Linked DNA regions of Mus musculus: all the other regions are linked to region 1. Evidence: chromatin loops called from intact Hi-C (ENCODE). Cell type or tissue: heart. All regions are shown on one strand. Each heading gives the region's core, and the rest is flanking DNA. Links, peaks and the distances in the headings are about the cores only.

The links. Hi-C counts contacts between places; a loop is a spot of excess contacts. Peaks named below come from ENCODE experiments on the same cell type or tissue, not always from the same donor. Only the 100,000 strongest peaks of a DNase experiment are listed, where the experiment ranks them.
Region 2: a loop joins it to region 1, with 2.2 times the contacts of the local background. A loop is called at or near these places in 10 of 42 quality-filtered maps.
Region 3: it touches region 1 in a loop (3-fold over the local background); 9 of 42 quality-filtered maps call a loop at or near these places.

What each region holds. Positions count from the first base shown.
Region 1 is chr8:123,650,753-123,658,112 of GRCm38, reverse strand. Rhou (ras homolog family member U) reads right to left here and starts at 4,184. Exons shown (of 3, transcript NM_133955.4): 1 at 3,897-4,184; 2 at 2,563-2,621. The coding sequence starts at 4,167. Gm35930 (a long non-coding RNA gene) reads right to left here. Exons shown (of 2, transcript XR_388158.1): 2 at 6,278-6,592. It overlaps Gm35874 (a long non-coding RNA gene), which reads left to right and starts at 5,377. Exons shown (of 3, transcript XR_388157.3): 1 at 5,377-5,636; 2 at 5,865-5,968; 3 at 6,543-7,087. In heart, for the core only: CTCF peaks have their summits at 4,358 and 5,305 (motif pointing left); DNase peaks (open chromatin) are centred at 2,382, 3,662, 3,842 and 4,372; H3K4me3 peaks cover 3,322 bases; H3K27ac peaks cover 3,395 bases.
Region 2 is chr8:123,713,842-123,721,201 of GRCm38, reverse strand. Gm36059 (a long non-coding RNA gene) reads left to right here and starts at 2,756. Exons shown (of 2, transcript XR_388162.1): 1 at 2,756-3,047; 2 at 4,195-4,971. In heart, for the core only: no CTCF peak of the experiment used is centred there; DNase peaks (open chromatin) are centred at 3,551 and 5,051; H3K27ac peaks cover 3,957 bases.
Region 3 is chr8:123,725,982-123,733,341 of GRCm38, reverse strand. No RefSeq gene overlaps it. Among named protein-coding and RNA genes, the nearest start is that of Gm39278, 4.0 kb to the right of the region's middle. In heart, for the core only: a CTCF peak has its summit at 3,767; a DNase peak (open chromatin) is centred at 3,801; H3K4me3 peaks cover 768 bases; H3K27ac peaks cover 3,079 bases; H3K27me3 peaks cover 284 bases.

The DNA of each region.
Region 1 (7,360 bases), core at 1,552-6,551:
AGCAGAAGTGAATTCTGGGTATGTTTGTCTCAGCACAGCTACTGCTGGGGTTCTGGCTCATAGGGCTGCCAGGGATACCCACCCACACTCACGCCCCATGCCCTGGCTAACCTGCATTCCCCTTCCTTCTCCTGACCACAGGAGAAAGGTATCCCTTTGTCAACATGAAGGTGCCATGCCAGCTCTCTCAACAAGTGGGCTGACGAGCAGCAGCAGCAAAGGTTGAATAGCTCTGGTCCACTCTGCTCCAGTCAAAACAAACGCTTGTGTATCCGCCCCCTCTCAAATCCACAGCCTCTTTTTCTTTAATGACTGTTGCATGTGTGTGTGTGTATGTATGTATGAATAAATATGTAAATAAATTTTAGACAGGATCTCACTGTAGAGTGAGGTCCAGGATAGCCTTGAACTCCCTGCAGCCCGGGCAGACCTGATGCTTGTGATCCTCTTGCCCCTGTGTCCCAAACGCTCCCCGGCTCTTTGGAGACTATAGGAAGGGAACATCGAACTCCTGTTTAGAAATGCTGTTTAGAAATACGAGTTTTCCAACGTATCGATCCCCTCTCAAGCACCCACGGCCAAGGCTTTTCTCTGCACTGGGCTGTTCTCCTTGAGCTCAGAACTGGTCTACTGACCCCAGGTCTGCAGCAGGCAAGCCCACAGCCGTCCACAGGCTGATGGCTCACACATTCTGATTCAAGAACTAAAACCACATGGAACCCTGAGATGTATCAGACTCCAACCCAGGACTCATCTTCCGAGGGAAGTTCACCTCCTCAGAAGCCAAGTAGAGACATCTGAGGGGTGGCAAAGTGATTCCTGAGCCAGCATCCTAGCAGCTCCTTACTGGAGTCCATGATGACTGTGTCTTGAGGCTCTTTGGGCTTCCTGCCTTCTCTGTGATCCTCGGGGTGCCTACAGCAACTACAGATTTCTGTCCGTGTTCTACAGATGGGAAAGCCCAGCCTCTTCCATCTATATAAAACAATGCAGAGGACATCATGCAAAAAGAGAAAGACCCAAGACTGTTTCTTTGATGTTTTCCTTTGCTGGCATGTTTTTTAAGAGACAGGGTCTCATAGACCCGGCTGGTCTCAAATGCCCAATAGAGTCATTGACTTTGAGCTTCCTCTCCCAAGTGCTGAGATTATGGTATGCACCACCTTGCTGCCTGGCATTTCTGTCTTTTTGTTTTTATGGGTTTTTTTGTTTAGTTTTGTTTTGGTTTTGTTTTTTGTTTGTTTGTTTGTTTGGTTTTTTTTGTTGTTGTTGTTTTGGGGTTTTTTTTGGCTATACAGGGTTTCTCTGTATAGCCCTGGCTGTCCTGGAACTCACTCTGTAGACCAGGCTGGCCTCGAACTCAGAAACCCGCCTACCTCTGCCTCCCGAGTGCTGGGATTAAAGGCATGCACCACCACTGCTCAGATTGTGTTTTATGCCTAGACTGTCCTTGAACTCACCACACAGCTCAGGTTGCCTTTGAACTCACGGCTGGCCTTCTGGTGGAGCTTCCTGAGAGCTGGAGTCACAGGCACGAACAAATGTGCCTAGATTTTGATGTTCCCTTACCACACAGTGATATACTGATGGTCGTTGGCTTTCCCCCACTCATAGCAAAGGTGCCAAACAGCTTTCCCAGCAGTCCATTAAGACAGCCTTGTCTTCTGTCTCCTCAAGGTCTCAAGAATAAGCCAGTCCCGAGTCCCAAGTTTGCTGTCTTACAGTAATGAGTTAGCTAAAGGCCCTGGCTTGGATGAGATCTGGAGACACAGGAAGGCCAGCTTTTTCCTTAGCACGGACAGTCAGGGAAGCAAAGGGGTTACTTATCCCCACTGTACCCTGTCAGCTCCAGACATTGGGAGAGCAGAGTTTGCTGTCACCTGGGCACCTGAGTACTTAGGACCTCAGTGGCTAGAACAGCTTCTAGGGCAGCTTTAACCCTTCTGTGGGGCACTCAGGGGGTCCTACACCTATGCCTCCTGCCTGGCTTCCTTTTCTAGTGTTTTGCCCCCGAGACAAGAATGACCAAACAGAGTGGCCCTGCCTTTCCCTGCTCCATTTATGGTGACTCTGACCACTGCTCTAGAGCAGGGAAAGACATTTGTTAACATAAGCTACTGGTTTTTTTTTTTTTCTTTTTTTTCCTTGAACAAGCGTTTAAGTCTCAGGTTCATTAGCCTTGAATCAATGGATTATAGGACATGAGGGGCTTCCTCTGAGAAACGCTTACAAACCATTCCTGTGGTTTTTCTTTTGTAGCCTAAGCTAGGCCATGAGAGGTACCCGAAAGTCCTATGAAGATAAGGGGCAGTTCCCGCAGCGATGGCTGCCTCCCCAGCTCCTTCCCAGAACAGGCCGACCCTGTTTCACTGGCCCCGAGGTGTCCTTCTTGGCCTCCTCCCACTGCCCTCAAAGGAGATGAAGCAGGGGTGGGCCTGCTTCGGCGAGTTTCACAATGACCCAGTTACTAAGGGAATCATTTGGAAACTGCAAAGGTTGTTTGGAAACCTTTAAAAGGCTGTTTCCTTTCCCAGTGCCTGAGCTGTGTAACTTGATACCGACCTGTCCTGCAGTGTCACAGAGCTGGAGTCTCACAGGCCGCCCATCTACAGACACCACGGCTTGGGAGAAAGAAAAAAAAAAAAGAGCAAGATGATTATCAGGACATCTTTTACCCTCTCAGCAGATTGGCAGTTCCTGCTCTGGGTTCTCTTAGTGAACTAAGGACTTGGCTACGCCCAGAAACCCATGGAAGTGTACAAATGTTCCAAGGTGGGGGGCTCCCTCCACCACAGAGCATGAAGCAGCAAAGCCCTGACCTCCAGAAGGTGCCCCGGAAGGCTTGTTTTCCTTTCAAGCCTGGAAGATTAATTTTCCTGTCACCCTTGTTTCAAAGAGCCTAGAAACAACACAAGGTGGGAAACCAACTCTGCACTTTTAAATCAGTGGACAACCTCATAGATAATCCTGTTTTCTCTTGGGAAAAAAAAATCTCCCTGCTTCAGGGTTTATCATAAAACTCCAGCAGTTTTGAGAACTTGTGCAAACACAGGCGGCCTATCACCCGTGCGTGTGTGGAAATGGGCACTTCTCTCTGTCAGTTCAAAAAGAGGATTAAGAAAAGCTGGCAGAGAGAAGCCACACAGATTTTCCCCCAGGGTCCAGAGATAGGGTGAGAGCAAGGACCCCCCATCCAGTAAAGACTCGGAGGTTTCAGCTTATATTAGGCAATTTGTCTCCTTCTGATAGCATTTCTGGTTGTTTATAAATGTTTATGCTAGTGAGCGGTGGAGGGGGCACCATGCACTTCTGTTTTATCCATAGGGTCTCTGAAATTAGAGACTGGCCACGGAGACTGGAAGTCGGAGGTAAATTTTTTAGGAGGAAGATTTTTCACACTAGCTTAATGTGATTTTTTTTTTGTAACTTTTTCTTAAATTCCTGAAAGACTTTTTAAAAAATCAAGAGAAATGATTGCTTTACTTTTGTTATCTTTGTGTGATCCACGAACCCACCCACCCTTGAGAACTTGCTGTAACTAAACGCCAAGCTGGAGGGACTGGGCCAACCGTCAGAAACCGAGACAGCGCAGGCGGGGCGCAGGCCAGGCAGGCGCTGGGCTCAGAAGAAAGGAACGTTCTCGCAAGCCCCAGCCCTCCTTGGTGCGCCTGGCCGGCTCACACACGGGAGCAATCCGGGTTGCTCCAGGCGAAGATCCGCTGGAAGTGAGCCGCCCCGGAGGGCGCAGGTGGGAAGGCCACCTGAGCTGCAGCTCGCTCCGGAATCCCGGAGCCAGACCGGTCGGACACCCCGCTGCCACCTCGCCGAGCCGCTGCCCCGAGACCCGCGCCGCCCCGCGCCTCCCAGCCCGAGGCCGCGCCCCGCCCGGCGCTCACCCGAGAAGTTGTCGAAGGCCGTAGGGATGTACTCGGTGGGGTAGCCGTTAGTGGTGTAGCTGACCACCAGGCTGGTCTTGCCCACCGCGCCGTCGCCGACCAGCACGCACTTGACGCCGCGTCCCTCGGCGCCGCCCGCGCGCCCCCGACCCCCGGACACCCCGGGCCCGCGCGCCCCGCGCCCCCCGCGCTCTCGGCGAGGCGGTACCGGCGGCGCCGCCGGCGGCTCGCAGCGGGCGGGCAGCGCCGGCCGGCCTTGCTGCGGGGCCATCGCGGGGCGGCGGCCGCGAGACCAGCTGCCACCGGCGGACAAAGGCGGCGCACGGTCCGCACTCGGCTGGGCGTCTGTGCCCGCGCGGCCGCGATGTGGCCGAGCCTGCTCCGCCAGGCTTCCCTGCGACACCGGCGGGCGGGGAAAGAGGCGGGTCCGGCGGCTCCTTCTTCTATCCGAGACCACAGCGCCCCCGTCTGCGCGCCGCGCTGGTGAACTACGCCGGCGCCTCGAAACGGTGCGGCTGGACTAGCTGGCTCCACCACGCCAACCCACGCGGACCCCGAGCTACCCCTGGCCCCTGCTGTGGGCTTCTCATCCCCCCACCCCCCTTTCCCGGCTCCTTCCCAAGCTTCCTTTCCTCCTCTTGCTCTCCAGTTCCTCCTGCCCTGCCCCCTCCTCCCCATCCTTCTGTTCCCCCTTCCCTCCCGGCTCTTTCTCTTCCCTCTCCTCCTTCTCCCTCCTTAGGTCGCCCCCTATTCTCTTTCTACTCCACAACCTCCTTTCCGCGGTCTCCCTCTCACCATGATCACCCTGCTTCTTCCACTCTTCCTGTTCCTCCAGCTGCCCTTGCTCCTCCACACAAGTGTCTTGGTTTGGAGGGGGAGAGTGCTGTGGGGCCTGCCTGCTTTTGCAGTCCCTCAGGAGAGATTATTGTCTTGATAGCCAGTCCTGATGAGTAGGACTTAAGTTTGATTGCAGACAAATGTATGATTTTTCTGTTAAAAATCATTGATTCTCATTTGGATGCAGGATACCACCCTTTGTTAGCGCTCCCTCTCTTTGGCATGCTGTGACCTTGTGTGTATTCATGGTCCAGCAAATTTCCTTACAGTCTTTAGTTAAGTGCAATTTTGGCTGCCGTAGTATTATCTGAAAAGCTAATTGTCTGTTCATTTTGTGCTGCCCTTTCTCTGCCTGGTCACTAATGCTTCTGATTTGCTTCTGGTGTAAGAAGAGCTGTGTGCTGTTAATATTAATATTATTTTGCTGGTGGTAAAGACAAGAGCTAGGGGCCGAGAGAAAGGGAGAGTGGTTAAGAGCACCGGCTGCTCTTCCAGAGGTCCTGAGTTCAATTCCCAGCAACCACATGGTGACTCACGACCATCTGTAATGGGATCTGGTGCCCTCTTGTGGTGTGTCTTAAGACAGCCAGTGTATTCATATAAATAAAATAAATAAATCTTAAAAAAAAAAAGACAAGAGCTAGTTAAATACTGAGCCTTTGTTATGTCCCAGATGTTGTTGTAACCATTCTGTCAAAACGAATTCCTTTAATATTAGCATTACTTATACCCATTTTACAGCCAGGACAACCTGAAGTACAGAGATGCTAAGTGACAGGTTTGAGTTCCATAAAGGAAATGACAGCGTCCTACCTGGGATCCTATATGCAACCATGCAGTGTGGCAAGTGAGACTTGCAAAGATGATGTGGCCGCAGAGATACAGAAGTGGGCCTGTCAAGAGGTAATTTCTTCAATCCCGAATGGGTGGCAGACTCACCCGTCATTCAGGGCCTTAGTGCTGTCAGCCTTTAAAGCTGCAATGCAAGCTGTTTTCGGGATGAAACCCTAGGACCTGACCAAAAATGACCTTGAGCACCTGGGAAATCAAAAGTCTCCCACACAGGATCTGAAGAACAGGAACGGGCTGTCTTGGAAATGGACTAAAAACCTGGTACACTCTCTCCTGCAGTGAAACAGAGCAGAGCAGCAAAAAGACTGGCAACTCCCAAGTTAGGACCGTTCGGCTCTCTTTTGCCCTTGGGCCACCTGAATTCCTGTGCTCTGTCTGATCAAGTAGGTAGATTTGTGTGTGCCTTCTGTCTCCTTGATGGTTGACACTACAATAACTTTTTGCAAAACCATTGCTACAGTATTGGTTTCTATATATGTCTGGCGCAAGCCTTTGCTTAGTGTTACTGCTAAGACCTGACAAAGTGGGCACATGATACTTTGTTTCTGTAGATGTTGCAAACTGTTTCTACTTTAATCATTGTGGATTGGGGCCATTATCCATTTTATCTATAACTTCCCAACATATGGAGAGTGGCCTTGAAGTAGCTGTGAATATTTTGGGAAGCAAGCCAAGAAAAATAAGGCTAGAGAGACATTTTGTTTGTGTTTAATGGGACATAGAGCCAAAGGAAGGGAGATTAGGGAGGAGGCATGGGAGCACTTTGCATGGTGGTGGTGGTGGGGGCGGGGGTGGTCAACGGAAGCCAAGAGCCTATGCTGCTGGCATGAACTGGAGCCTCTCCTGCTGGTGTGTAGTACACACTTCATGTCTCCTTCAGGACTGCAGACACAGCTACAGAGGTGTGGGAGCAGTGCCCAAGGCTGAAACTGCCACCCTCTGTACAAATCTTGGCAGCTTTATCTTCCCTCAGCACTGGAGGATCCAGGAGCAAAGAGCTGCTGAGCCTGGGATGAATGAAACTGAGAGTCCGACTGCTGCAGTGCCTTACCAACCAAAACCAAAACCAACCAACCAAACAACAACAACAACAACAACAACAACAAACCACTCATTGGTAGGCCCGGCATGCTCAGCTCTGTCTGCTCAGCATCAAGAATGTATCTGGAGGCAGGGGATGCAATTGTAAGTGTTGGTCTGAATCCCTATGTTTGTAAGGCAACAAGCCTGAAGTTGTCCCACAAAGCACAAAGTCTGTGTGTATCTCTTGATACTCATCCTGGAAGAGATATATCTCAAACTTGAGGGAGTCAGAAGGTTGGTGGCTAAAAAGTTCAAGAAGAGGAATAAGCACTGTAAAGTTGTGCCAAGTGGGTCTGATAAGAATACTACGTTTGGGTGGTTTTTGTTTGTTTGTTTGTTTGTTTGTTTATTCGTTTGTTTGTTTTAAGTTTACAGCTCTTGTTAGCTTTTATAATATGTAACTTATTTTGCTATGTTTATTTCTTTTGTTGTTGTTGTTCATTTGCTTTTTGTTTTGTTTTGAGACAGGATTTCTCTGTGTAGCCCTGCCTATCCTAGAACTCATTCTGTAGAGGCAGCTGTCCTCAGACCAGAGATCCACCTGCCTCTGCCTGCTGAGTTTTGGTGCCAAAGGCATGGACCACCATGCCTGACCCAGAATTTTAGTTTTTAAATTCTTATCTCCATGGGGGCCCTCTAGCCCAACTCTGACCATCCCTCAGGGCCCTAAAGGTCCCTTATGCTGTCTATGA
Region 2 (7,360 bases), core at 1,295-6,294, 63 kb before region 1:
CCTGACTGTCAGTTAAAAGCTTTGGGGTCTCTGTGTTACTGAGAAAAAACCCTTAAATTGGATGGCCCCATAGAAAGCCGGTCTCTCCTCCCAGAGGCTCAGATGTGAAAGGGAGTGAGAAGGAACTGAACTCTAGGCAGCAAGAAGAGCCTTATGTGACCTTGCCAATCCCCCAGCAGTTAGAGAAACTACTTCCTTCTCCAGCTGTCTCTAATCCCTAAGTACTCTGGGCTCTTTCCTGGCCAACCTGTAGGGGCGGTTCCTGGGAGGTGCTGTGTGGGAGAGGGAGGCGCCTTTGTATCTGCCTAGCCCCAGCTCCTTTAACACCCTTTTCGACTCTCAGTCTCCAGTAAGGGTGTGGTCAGGGCTTCTGTTATCGATGACAATGGTTCTCACTCATGACAGCTCTGCTGGTTCCACTGCTCTTTCCTAAACTTTGGCTCCTGAGAGACCTTAGCTCCTTTGCCCTTCCCCAGCTTTAAGCAGTCTTGGGATTGCTTCCTTGCCTGCTTTAATCCATCAAGCAGAAGAGACCTTTGCACTCGTGTGTCTTTGAACAAGAAACAGGAGCGGGGCTCCTACCTTGGCCAAGCTGAGCCTGGCTGAGCAGCTGAGCGTGGGAAGGGCTCACGGCGGCTCCATCTTCCTGACGAAAACGATTTTCTCGCCTTTGTATTTTCCCATCAGGGTGAAAAAGACTTGTTTTCAGAGGAATGAGGCTCCTCCCACCCCCACACACTTTAAAGCTCATTTGAACACAATGGTCTCTAAAATAGAAAAAAGGCACCCACAGAAATAATTTTAGGGACAGATGCCACTCTGAGACAAAGGAAGTGACCCAGTTTCCCCCAGTGCATTTGACTAAGAGCAGGATGTTATTAAGGTCGTGGTACTGTTAATGGCAAGACTTTGCTGTAAATACCCCTATAAATGTTTCTTTTCCACTTACATATATACTAAGATGTTGGAGACAGAGATTTGACTCTGTAATTGACCGCTGTTAGACCCGGTACCTCAGCCACCTTAAGCAGAGGTCAGTCTGCCACACAGCCAGCCTGACTGCCAATGGGGCAGCCCAGTTGCTTTGAATGTTGCAGGGATTCCTCAAGGAAGCTACACTTGACCCTAGCTGCTTGCCACAGACACCTAGCTCCAGCTCCAGATGGCACCATTGCAGCCACGACCATTCTGTAAAGCAGCTGACAGCATTGTGGCAGCCATTCTGCAAAGCAGCTGTACTGAAACTCTCGGCCACCATAGCCTGTGTGAGCTCCAGCAGCCTTTCACCAGGCCATGAGGGGAGAGTGTACCCTGTGTCCCACAGGAGCCATGTGATTGGTACAAGCACAACCCCATAAAGGACCACCATGATTGGTGCAAACACCCTCGTCAAGCAGGCTGTCTGGCTCAACTTTCAGGAAGACACTCACTTGTCAGTAAGACACACACACACACACACACACACACACACACACACACACCCCTGTTCCCGGTGTTGTAGCATCAGCAGTGATGGAGAGAAATATCATCCTAAGAATCTTTGAAAGTCGCCCCCAAGTGATGTCATCTCAATTTGACAGCACAGTGAAAAATCTCAAGGCTTGAAGAGTTGTGGGGAGTGGCAGCTGTGGCCAGCTCTGCAGGCCGAAGTCTGATGGGCCATGACTTCCTGTCAGCCACTATCAGATACAGTCACTCTTCTCTACAGCAGAGTCTGTGGTCACCTCTGTGGGCTCACCCAATCAACAGGCCGTTCCATCTTCTCCACTGAACACCCGCTGGTGTTCTCTGGTTCAGTTCGGTCCTGATTCTGTCCACCTGGAGGTGGTGTGAGACCCACAGGCTGTGCCCTCACCCTTAGACCACAGCACCTTACACACCAGTTGAAAGTTTCCTGTCTTGCCCGAGCTTCTGGTCAGCAGCTCTAAGCAAGGAGGGGGGGGGTGTCACACCCTCAACTTGGGTTTGATTAATTTGATAGGGAACTCAGAGAAGCCCTTGCTTACTTTCATTCCTTTCTGGGGTGTGGGGGGAGAGAAGAGCATTATGAAGAATATTACTGAAAAGATGCTGAGGTCAAGGTAAAAGAGAAGAAGCAGAATTCCAAGGAGTCTCCCCTTCTGGTGGAAACTGCCACTGTCCAGCCATGGAAGGCACCGGGAACCTGTTTTTGGATGTTAATGGAAGTTCCATTGTGCCATTGGGATGGGTAACACCCCTTGGACCGGTGACTAATAGGTTAGGGTTGGAATCCAACTTACAGATCCATGGTTGGTTCCCTTGGCAACCAGCTTGGCCAAAGCATTGATGGTACTCTGTGTGTGTGTGTGTGTGTGTGTGTGTGTGTGTGTGTGTGTGTGTGTGTAGGGGGGTGGGGTGAGCATGCTTCATCAGAACAAAAGACATGCCTTCCATTCATCAATCAGGAACTGACTAGGGCTCAGAAGCCCTGTGTCAGGGCCTAGAATGTAGACCACACATATATTTTTAAAAAATTATTATAGAATTGCAAAAACATGTGTGCACATGTAGGCATGCACACATGTATACAGGCACATGCATGCGTGTGCATGCTTGCATGTACATCCAAGCCTCTACATAGGTAGCTCTGGATTGAGGGGCCTTTGAAGAGTTTCATGGGGGGCTTTGGGCTGGGCGTTTTCTGCTTACGACTGGGCCTGCAGGCTGACGTGTCAGTCATACTTGGTCAGGTGGTTCTCAAGTGCCTTTTGCCCACTCACTGGCCCTGAGCCCTTCGACATGGTAAGAGAGGACTCACGAGGCTATCCTGACCCCTCCCACCGTGGGCACTGAGCTCTGCCCAGCGTCGTGGCCCAGCTCCTGTGTTGGACCCACACTATGCAAGCAGCGAATAGCCAGAGGTCTGGACTGGAGCAGCCAGCACACTGTAAGACGGGAGCCATGGGCCCTGTTCTGCTGACTCTGTGGCATGCGTCCCGATCAAGTTGCTCAAGCCCTGAGATTCAGCGCCTTCACCTATGCTCTGGAACTGAGAATACCTTATCCCTGACCCTGTGGCTGAAGAGGTAAGAAGAAATAGAGCACAGGGTGGAACAGACTGAGCCATGGAACTGGGAGAAAATGGGGCCTGGATACCTCCTGTCCCCTGCCTGTGCCAGGTCAGGTCATTAGAGCAGTGACTGTCCCACACTGGGAGGAAGCCAGGAAGACACAGAGACCTCAGATCTCCCAAGCTATCTTTTCCAGTGAGTGTCTGTCTGGTAATGGCTGTCATCATGAGCAGGCTGACGTCCCGAAGGGACAGTGAGTAGGCAGGCCTGTGTGGAGGGGGCAGGAGGCCATGGTCTCCACTCAGTGCAGTTGGAGCTGAGTGACCCCAGGGGAGCACTCGGCCTTGAGGATAAAAGCAGCCGGTTCTCTCTGCCCAGGGTTCTAGTACCCTAAGCTCCAGGACTCCAAACAAACCCACAGAGAGTGTTTCTAACAAGAGGAGAATGGACTGGCTTGGCCCTGCCCTACCCTCAGATGATAGGAATGCCTTACATCAGGGTCACTGGGCTGTGTTCTCTGGCCAGCAGTGAGTCACCAGTCCCTGAGGTCATTTTGGCTCCAACTCAAAGTAAACAGGGCATTGAGCAGCGTATCAGGTGAGAAGTGAAGGTTGGAGGGGAAAGGGGAGGGGGAGGGGAGGGGGTGGGGAGGAGAAGGGGAGGAGGAAGAGAAGGAGGAGGGGAAGGGGAGGGGAGGGGGAGCAAGAGAGGGTGGAGGGGAGGGGTGGGGAGGGGAGGGGAGGGGAGGGGGAGGTGGGAGGAGGAATGTGTGAAAGGAAAGAGAAGGAGCAAAGCCAAGCTGCTGAGACAGCCCAGTGACAGGGTGGGCATCCCCTGGCCAGGCCCAGTCAGCAGTGACAGACTAAGGCCTGGTCCTCACTGTATGCTTGGGCCAGTGTGCTCAGCGGTTTGCAGAGGGAATGTGACCAGCAGATTCCCCAAGACTTTCTTCTCCTTTGTGCCTGTACCGATTATTTCTCTATCCACCTTGCTTCCTTTGCAGGGGCAAATCTGCAGGGAACCTAAAACTGCCCCACATCCAACCCCCCCTCCTTGCATTAAAGTCTTCACTCTTTAAAGTGCGGGCCCCTGGGTTCTCCTGAGGCTCAGAGGTTCAGCATGGTCCTGTATGTATGATTCTATCCCTATCTCTGATTAACAGGCAGGTCCATTTCACCCAGCAGATGAGGCCCAGAGGCAGGAGCAGCAGCCTAGCCTCAGCTCCCTGTTAACCTTCCAGCCCTCTGATTTCCCATCTCTGAGACACCTGTGGAGCCTGATTCCCCCACCACCGTGCATGAGGGACATCTTGCTAGGAGGCCAGGTTTCTGTACCCTCTGTCAGAACCCGTAGGCCTCCTGCCCTGAAGAGGCCCTGTCATGCACCCAACTTCTGTTGGCAGGAGCATCTTTCCCAGCATTGGAACCCCTTGAAGGTTCACAGGACCCACACGTCACAGAAGGGTACAACCAGTTCCCAGGATCCCCACAGGACAACTGAACAAAAGGCCAAGATTGTCCTGGAAGTAACCTGTTGACCCGAAACCAGCATTCTGTTGGCTTCTCTTTGACGTGAGGGTTTATGGGAATCTCTGTCTCTTAACGCACATCTTCAGCACTGCTGAAGGCCTTTGCCATGGGAACTTCCACTTCCCACACCCATTGTGAGGTAGGCCTCAGCCTCCAGAATGTAGCCATTCAGGAAAGCAAAACGCAGCTCCAAGAAATCGGGAGAGCACAGTTGTCCCCAGCTGTCGCCTTGCCCCTCCTCCTGCTGATGCTGTTTGTGCCATGGGGCGTCTAGCGATGTGGGATCCCAGCAGGGGAGCTTCTCACTGCTGCTGGGTGGTCCTGACACCCACCCCAGTCCAAAACAAATGGAGGCCAAAATGACCTGTGACTACCCAATAAAACACCACGTGTGCTCATTAGCCGCACCACCACGTGGAACTGTGTGCTCCTGTTAACACCAGGGGCCTCTGAGAAACTGCGCTGAGCCTGCCAAGCCTTCATCAAGCAGACCGAAACCCAAGGGTGAGTGTGTGCCTGGATACAGGCCATTCTTACTGCCTGGCAGGGCCTTGGGCTCTAGGTCATTAAAAGGCGCCCAGCTTATCAGGACCTTTGAGCTGACAGAAGCTGAGAGGAGGAACAGGGAACAATGGACTGGATTACTGCCCCTGGGGAGTCTCCCTTTTCTGGAAGAGACAGACAAAGCTGAGCCTAGCGAGGAATGTACAGAACCCTGACCTTCCTGCTCCACGTGTCCCACACACTCACATCCAGAGTTATGGCTGGGTAGGCATTGTAGTGGGGACTTGTGGCACTACAGGCCCCACGAGCGAGCCCCAGTGCTTGGGTGTGGGATGTTAGATTGGAAAGCCGAAACCTCAACAGTGCGTACCAGGTACAGGCCTCCTGGGAAGAGGCTGGAGCCTCACTGAACAGGCAGGAAGGAAGTCGGGTATCAAGGTCTTGCCACGTGGAACACGCACCCTACCACGTACCTGCGATTTGGCAAACCTACAGTAGCAGTGACACTGTCCCAGGTTATCACTGGCGTGTGGAATTTGGGTTGGTTTTGAAGGACAGTCAGGATCTAAGCAGCAGCCTACAGGAACAGCCCTGGAGGCTCTTCGCATAGAAAGATTTGTCGGACCGTAGAGCCTAGAAGTGGGAATACAAACATTAGCAAGACTCGGGACTTTATTTAGGGAAGAAGAGGACATGAAACTTGCAGAATTTTACCTTTTTTTGTGTTGTGTTCTGTTAAATTGGCCTAAAACACCAGAAGTAGGCACGGTGTGCTCTAACGAAGCAGGGAAGTAGTCCTTCCTATTAGAAGACAGGCATTGTTGTATCAAGTTCAATAAAACTTGGCCAGCGGAAAGTTCGAAGTAAACATGGTCCAAATTGTTGCTGATCATTGTCAGCTCCCTTTCAGTCACTACAGCAGGCTAAAAATGAAGTGACGCAGAAATCCGCATGGCTGGCTGAAGGAAAGGCATGTACACCCATCCAGAACCTTCTAGAACCTTCCGAGAAGCCTGGCCTGAAAGGCTATGGCTACCGCTCTCCCCAGCTGCCTTCCTGGGCCTTCCTTCTCTGAAGTATGCCTACATTTTCACTCTCATCAAAACTCTCCCAAAGCATCTGAGGATCAGCACACCCTGACCATGTGCGCAGCTCCAGGGCCTGACCTGAGGTGACCACTAAACCCCCTCACATTACTGAGCAGCCTTGTGTCGACCTTCACACTGGCTTCTCCCCATACTCAGGACACCACAGCCACTCTCGCCTGGCTTAGCTGCTGTGTGCTAGAAATCTTTGGTCAAGAAGCAACATACCCCCAAAAATGTCTTGTAGGCTCCATGAACATGTACACTGAAGGAAACTCAACAATATAACAGACTGTCCAGCAACGGAGAGCCTTGTCCTTTCCCATTAGGACTCTGTAAGTAAAGTTGTCTAAGGCACACAAGCTGGGAAAGTGCCAAGAGTTTCTGGCTTGGAGACCTCCATTAAGCTGTTCAGCACTGAAGCCAGGCCAGCAGCTTCTCTGGTGGCTATGCCGGGTGTGGGCTGGGGAGATGTCATCTCAGGTAACCCGTCCCTGGAAGCGATCCTAGCATCTCTCTTGGAAATTCCACTGCACATATGCCGGGCTTTCAGGATCTCCTTCCAGAAAATACAAGCCAGGCTCTACCAAAACAACACCAAAGCTTATCCCTCCTGCCTCAGAGTTGCAACAGCTATGTCATGTGCAAAGGTCCTGCGCCTCCTTCTGAAGCAGGGGAGGAGGACAGGTAGGATGGGTTGTGTCTTCACTTGATACCGAAGCATAAGTCATTCCTCGAGCAGCCCTGTACTGCCTCAGCATGAGACCCACTAGTCAGAAGACAAAGTCAGGACCCACTAGTCAGAAGACAAAGAAGCCAAACATAATGGTCCAGAGCGGTCTCTGACTTCTTTGGGGGCAATGTCTTGCCATATGCACACACATGCATGCATACACACCCGCTTGTATGAGTACATATGCTTTTATATACACTTGTGTAAGCACAAGGAAGCATGCAGCATGCTCTCTCTTTTTCGAATCCTCCTGCAGTCTGAACACACCCATGCACATGTACAACATGCACATTCTTACTACAAAAGCACACGCCCTCACGCAGGTGAGTGTTCTGCTAGTGTTGAACCCAACCGAGGAAGTAACGGAGACAGAGGTGTAGGCAGAAGGTACAGCAGCATCTACGGAAGTAATCTATCTGCCAGTATGCGTTGAGTTGGCTGGGCCAGCTAATTCCCATTGACTGGATTGATAAACGT
Region 3 (7,360 bases), core at 1,295-6,294, 75 kb before region 1:
TAGTCGTCGAGGCTCGCACACTGTCAGGTGCCACCAGCCCACGGCTTTCGTTTTCCCCAGCTGTCACTGAAGGTACTGCTGGTCATCAGCTGAGATTTGTAAGGGTCCTTCCATCTTTTACCCAGAGCCTGGTCCCCATGAACAGTGTGGAACAAAGTGTGCAGTTTCCAACAGACCGCGTATCCTTCGCAGAGTTTATGATTCAATTAGAGAGAGATCCAGTGTGAAGTGCATGCAGGGCAGAGTTGGCCTAGGTCTAGCATGAATGATAGGCCCAGATGGCTGCCAGGTTCAGTCAAGGCACTGGCTATCTTCTCTGGAGTCATGCAGAGAGCGTTAAAGCTAAGAGAGTCTCTTAACTTTAGATTTTCATGAGGAGAGCTTGAAGGACATCCTCAGAAGAGCGTACATGTGTAGCATCCCACCGTCATGTGACTCTCCTACTGAATCTTTTTGTGTGTGAATTTTTTTAAAAAAGAACAATGACCAGAGAAGAAAGACAAAAGATGCCTCACAAGGGGAGACATCTTGGATGACGTGACGCCAAGTCAAAGCCTCACTCCTCTCCTGGTCAGCCCTGGACCCTCCCTGGCAGCATCTGAGCACGCAGGGTGCCAGATATCAGATATGTACGTCACCTGCTTTCCTGAGTGGCATTTCCAGTCAGCAGTCCCCAGCTTTACAGAACTCTAGTTTCTCCTCTGTGCCCCCTACTCCCTTCTCCCCAGGCAGAGGCAGAGACAAAGCTACTCCCCAGCACCAGGGCTGTGTTCATTCCCACCGTCCTTATCAGCAGCCGGGGAAACGGCCTGCTGTTCTGTACCACCCAGTTCACAGATCCATCTGTACAGCTGTCTAAACAAAACTGGGAGGAAAATCCTCATTTGTTTTTAAGAGAACTAGGAACATTAAAACTGAGCTGAATGCTGATTTTAGCATTAAAGTTTGGGGCTAAGGTGACAGAGAGCTGGGCAGGCTGACATGCTGTTGCTGAGACCCATTTAATGTTCTGGTTCTGTTGAGACACCAGAACACACTCTCTCTCTCTCTCTCTCTTTGTCTCTGTCTCTGTCTCTGTCTGTCTCTCTCTCTCTCCCTGTCTCCCTTCCTCCTTCCTTCCTTTCTTTTTTCTTTCTTCCTTCTTTTCCTTCTTTTCTTCTTTCCTTTCTTTCTTTCTCTCTCTCTTTCTCTTTGTCTCTGTCTCTCTCCCTGTCTCTCTCCCTTCCTCCTTCTTCCCTTTCTTTTTTCCTTCTTCCTTCTTTCCCTTCCTTCCTTTCTTTCTTCTTTCTTTCTTTTTTTCTTTCTTTCTTTCTTTCTTTCTTTCTTTCTTTCTTTCTTTCTTTCTTTCTTTCTTTCTTTCTCTCTCTCTCTTTCTTTCTTTCCTTCTTTCTTTCCTCCTTCCTTCTTCCTTTCTTTCTCTCTCTCTCTCCTTCTTTCTTTTCTTCCATTTTCTTCTAACTTGTCATCCACAGACCCAGATGTCTTGTCTCAAAGGCACCACTTGCGGAAGGACAGAGGGACAGGGTTCCCTTTTCTGTTTTGGCTCTTTCGAGAGCCCTTAAAACCAGGTTGGGAGGGAATCCTGTGACCCGCCTCCAGAAAATGAGGCTCACCCATGCCAGCACAACAAACTGGAGAGAGCCTCACGACCCGTGCTTCACACCACAACAGTCTAGACCTTCAACTTTTGAAGCAAATTCCATTCAAGGGCACTAGGCCGGAGTCTCAAAACTAGTGCTGGGCCTTCCTTGAGGGTTGTGAAGGGGAAACCAAGGCATAGCAAAAGCCAGGGCTATGTTTAGTTCTTCTCTCAAGGGCACACTTGGGGTTCACATGCAGTTTGGCAGCTCCTTGCTAATAAGCAGCAGGCATTTCAGTGGTTGGAGCGGTCAGCTCTCTTGGTTACAGGTGACAGAGCTCTCTAGAGCTAACAAAGTCACATGAGCTATCTCAGGATAGCAGTGACTCTCACAAGGGCTATCCCAGAATAGCAGTGACTCTCAGAATCCCAGAAGAGGCAAAACCAGGAACCCTGCAGGAAGTCTAATTACATGTCTCATGGCACAGGCTTCTCTGCTGGGACTTGTGAAGGAGTGAAAGGGGATTCATCTTTGAGACAGCGCATGGCCTTTCAAAAGGATGGCTAAAATAAGCCACAAGATGCTCCAACGTGAAGGCCACACTGGCCCTACCGATTTGGAACCAGCTACCACTCAGATCCTGCTTCCTGGGTCCCCTTGGACTTTGTTATGTCTAGATGACCACTCATGCCCCGTGCCCAGGCCACAGAGCAGAGTAAAATCCCTTGGCTTTTGAGACCCTCGCCGTGTCACTGTGTCCCAGCCTGGCTTCATGGTTCGGGCTCTGGGGACCGCTGTTTCCAACTGAGAGTCTTCTCAGACATGAAAAGCTCTGCCAGTCTTCCTGAAGCTGAAACTTGGGATAAGAGAGTATCTCAGACTTGGGCAGTCAGGACGTTTGGGAGAGCTGGGGCAGACATGCTGCCTTGCTGATGTGTTCCCACAGGCGTTCCGATCATTTCTTTGATCACTTCCTTTACCGTGATAGAGGTAGGAAGCTTGGATGCTCTGACTCTTGAAAGTCCTCATCAGTGCTAAGGGGAGCCAGGTGGGGAGGGTGCCCTGTGTCACTTGCCTGGAAAGCTGTCCCAAGCCCTGCCTGGAGTCAGCTCTACCCTCCTGTGGGCTCAGAGCTGGCCACTGCCAGGCAGGATGAGACTTGAGGGGCAGCAGCTCTCAGCACATTCGAGTGCAGGTAACTGGTCCAGTGTAGACTCCAGACTGTTGTTAGAGATGTCACTATGTCTGAGATGGGGCCGCAGGATTTGCACTTTAAGCCACTTCTCAGAGAAGCTCAATGAATTGTTCTGTCAGCTTTCTTTGGGGGAACAGATTTAGAATCACTCTGTACTATTCCAGCCAAGACCAGACACCAGAGACAAATAGCATGAAAAACTGTCTGGTTGTCCCAGGGACTCAGTGTGCTTTACTTCCTATATTCTGCTGCCTTGACATCTGGTTCTCCCTGGCAGTGGAGGGTGGCTCCTGTTATGGGACCAGTCCTAGACACAGTACAAGACACCTTCTCCTAGTCACTTGTCCTTGTCAGCCAGCACAGGAACCGGACCTACAGGAACCGCCCTGTGCCCCGGAGCCCTGAGCGTATCCTGTCGCTCCTTAAGTCTTCCCGGCAACCTGAGAGAAACTCTGCGCAGGCTTCCCTTATGTTGTGCCTTTCTCAGAGGACAAATGTGACAGTGTTTTAAACACGTTAGACTTCTAAGCTCTTGGAACAGCGCCTGGCTCCCAGAGAGGGTTAGGTCAGTATCTATTAGTATTCTCATTTCGCTAATGGGGAGAAAGAGGCAGAAACAGCATTAAGTCACTTGCCAGGATCCCCAGTTCCCTTTGAGCTGGATGGACGCCACCTTCCAGCTACAGAGCTGGCATTTTATTTAACACAGCAGAGAAAGGCACCACAATTGTGTTTAACGACACGAATCATCAGGTTTCTCTTGACTTTCCTGGTGTAATACCCACCATAGCAGATGCCTGTTAGAAAAACAAAGCAGGCAGGTTTTGTTTTGGTCAAGTGGCTTGGCTGTAGACCAGAATGCCGCAGCCTGTCCCAGGCCCTGGGCAGTGAAGGGTGGTAAGGCTGGGGGAGTGTGGGCAGTGGCTAGGACGAGGGGTTCTAAGCTGATGCGCAAAGCCCTGCTGAGAGACTGAGCATTGACTCCCAGCAGCCAGCCGGTGGGGCGCTCGATTCATTGTGCCGTTCAGGGCTCACTGATCAGCTGGAACCTGGGGCTTATAACCTCTGGCACGGAGCTCTGTGGTCTACACAGAAACAAACCGAGGAAGGCCCAGGCTCCTGAGGGAATTGACAGCATCTGGTGACTGATGAGAACTGAGAGGCCAGAGGAGGGGGTGGGCGATCCCTCCATGCCTCCCTCCCTTCCCTAAGAGCTGAGTTAATCAGAAATGGAATTTCTCTTTCCTCCGCTTCTCCCCCTACTTCAAGCTTAGCGATGAGTTCATTTTAAGACGCAGCTTGCCTGGCACATCTCGGCTTCGAAAGCTTCCACTCTCCCTAAAGATGCCATCCGTGTGGGCAGATTCAGGAAGGTGCAGATCGCTGACGCCTAGCATCTGGCTCAGAGCAGCTTCTACGGGTGCAATACACCCTCAAGTCTCACACTTGCTCTCCTTCACAGAGACATCCCAAGGGCCCTCGAGGGGCTTAGTCTGGAATTTGGCTTTGTTGCAATTGTCCAGCTCGAGCAGCAGAGACCTGGAAACTGGCGGGCATTCAATAACTGCTTCTCTTCAATAACATGAACGCTCCATGCAATACACCTGCAACATGCGCCCCGTAATTGCTCATCTTGTCTTTAAGACTGTGTAATACATTCTTCCCAGACTACTTGCACGGTGTTATAAACATGCTTAGATATTTTCAATTATCCATAGATCTGTTAGTTAATGAGTCCTAATTTGCTAAGCACGGAGACACAGATAGTTCTGAGCCATTACAGATAAGTTTGCTTCATGGTATGGCTGCAGATGCTCTGAAGGGATCCATTTTGACCGTGTTTGGATATTCTTATCTGTCTATCTGTTTATCACTCTGTCCACCAGCTTCATTTCCAAACAGGAGTCCCCAAGTGAAGAGTTAATCTGTATTCAACTATGTCATCCAGGGACAATAAGTTCAGCATGCTCACAAGCTGGGTATACTCATGAGTAATATTACTGTTAACTGCTCCCAACAGCAGCGCCTGGTACAACCCCCTTCCCAACACATACACACACACGCAGACACATATAGACACATAAACACACACACTGACATACACAGACACACACATATACACACATACACACACACAGAGATACAGACACACACAGACACATAAGGACACATAAACACACATAGACATATACAGACACATACATACATATAGACACACAGACACATACACACTGACACACATACAAATGCACACATGCACGCTCACACGGACCCACAGGCTCCTCCCTAAACATTTAGTTTCCTTTGCAAGACCACCTACCAAGTACCGCTGAGACCTGCTGAGACCTCACCCTATGGCAAATGCAAACATCCGAGTGGCTGCCAGTGTTTTTTTTTTTTTTTTTTTTTTTTAACCTCCTTTCTTCTCCTCTTTTCTTTGGTTCTTCACCAAAAAGCAGCTTGGGTTAGAGAGAGCACAGGTGCTTCTGTGACTTGGTGCCTTTTACTGCAAAGCAAGGTTTCCGCTCCTTTCTTCAGAGGATGCCAGTATTGAGAAGGGAGCTGCTGAGCCACTGGAGGCCATCAGAGGAAGAGTCAGGGTCATGGTGCCCATACCTACCTGCAGCCTAGATATGTGATGGACGGAGGCCAGACACCGAGGCAGGCTGTGTGGTTGGCTTGCTTTTACCCACACCTCTAGTACAGCCCACAGTGGCGATTCTCAAGGCAGAAACAGTTCATCGGGGACCATTTACAAGGTGAGTCTTCCGTTGTGTGGGCTAGAAACATGGCCATGTGCTGCTCAGGTGAGCTCTTACATCTGTCCAGCCAATGGTCTGGACCTTCAACCCTGAGGAGAAATGGTTAGAGTTCCATTTCCTGCGTCCCTCACTTGGACCCCTGTGATGGTCTCAGCAGCCCCCTCACTTACAGCAGCTTCCCACTGGGCCTGTCACTTGCCTGTCACAGAGTCCAGGGCTCTCTCAGGTTTGTTCCACAGCTCCACCGCCTTTAAGGACTCACGATGTCCCTCCTCAAGACCTTTCAATAGATAGACTCTTTTTCCTTCTAGAAGGTTCTCTGTCTTCCACACCCTGACTCTACCATTGTTTACTTCTCTGATCACCCAGGTTTTAATTCCCAGCTTCAATTTGAAAAACTTTCCAGGGTGGGTCACAACACAAGCCGCCATTCTCTCGTCTTTCACTACACACTGCCCTCCAGAACAGGCGCGGGAGGGCAGACGACTCAGACATTGCTAGGTAACAGACTCCTAGGGATAAACAGATAATAATCCTGTGTAAAAGAGAAACCTTCAGATCAATGAAAGCGTTCTGGACAAAGACCGGCAACCGTGAGGAGAGTCACAGGTCTCGGGTGCTGGTGAGCGTGAGGAGGTACAAAGTTGGAACCCTAGTTTGTGACCCCCACGGATGCTTCCCGCATGGCTGAGGAGATGAGGCGTGAAGAGATCGATGGCCTGTTTGTGGACACTTGATGTGTAAACATGTAGTTCTGAGACATCAGTAACTAAACTGGGTAGACTGGAACTGTTTTGGGAGCCAGGATTTTATGTGTAGTTGGCGTCGGGCTGGTATAAATTCACAGTGCAGGGTTTTCATTTTAGGGTGTAAAATGTAATCCCCATGGAAACCTCAAAAAATAGCTACAGACTATATACATATGGAAATGAGAGGGACTGAAGAGGCTCAGTAGGAAAATATCAGCCTCATACCACTGTAATGTAGAAAAGGAGACACCAAACCCCAGCAAGACAGAGAGACAGAGAGCAGAATGTCAGAAGTCCCTGCATCCTCGACAGGGGTCTTCAAACGTGAGTGGATTAGATCATCCAATCAAACAATAGAGACTGGCAAAGTGGACAGGCAACTCAGAGTCCAACTGTTTGCTGCCTACAAACGACTGACGGTCCAAGGCCACGCTGTGGGCTAAAGTGAAGGAACAGGAAAGGGTGTTCCTCGCTCGCAAGGATGAACAGAATGGGCAGAGGGAGTCCTTCAGGAAAGTCTTTGAATCCAAATCTTGTTTGAAAAGGATTATAGGGACAATAAAGACATTTAAACTAGTGAAAGGTTCAATCCAGAAAGTGGGTGTTACAGCTAGGGGCCTAGGAACCTAACTGGCCATGAGAAATGAGAAAAGCAAAACCCTTCAGGTGGAAGGGAAATGCCTCCTTCCATGCCAATGGCACAGAAGCACGAGGAGACTCCTTTCTCTTTCTCTTTTTGGCTTTTTGAGATAGGGTTTTCCTGTGTAGTGTTGGCTGTCTTGAAACTCTCATTCTGTAGATCAGGCTGGCCTCAATCCACCTGCTTCTGCCTCTGGAGTACTGGGATTGAAGGCATCTGCCACCACAGCCCAGAGACCTTACTATCCAACTCCCCACAAGTTCTGGAACAATTGATGGAGTAAGGAATCGAGTTGTGAAACCACAGATACTCAGCTAGAGCTGGCGGAGCTACCACCCAATAGTAGCGTGAACTGGGGATTTTGTATATGCTTATAAATTCACAGTACAAGGTTTTCATTTGGGGTGGAAAATGTAACCCCATGGAAACCACAA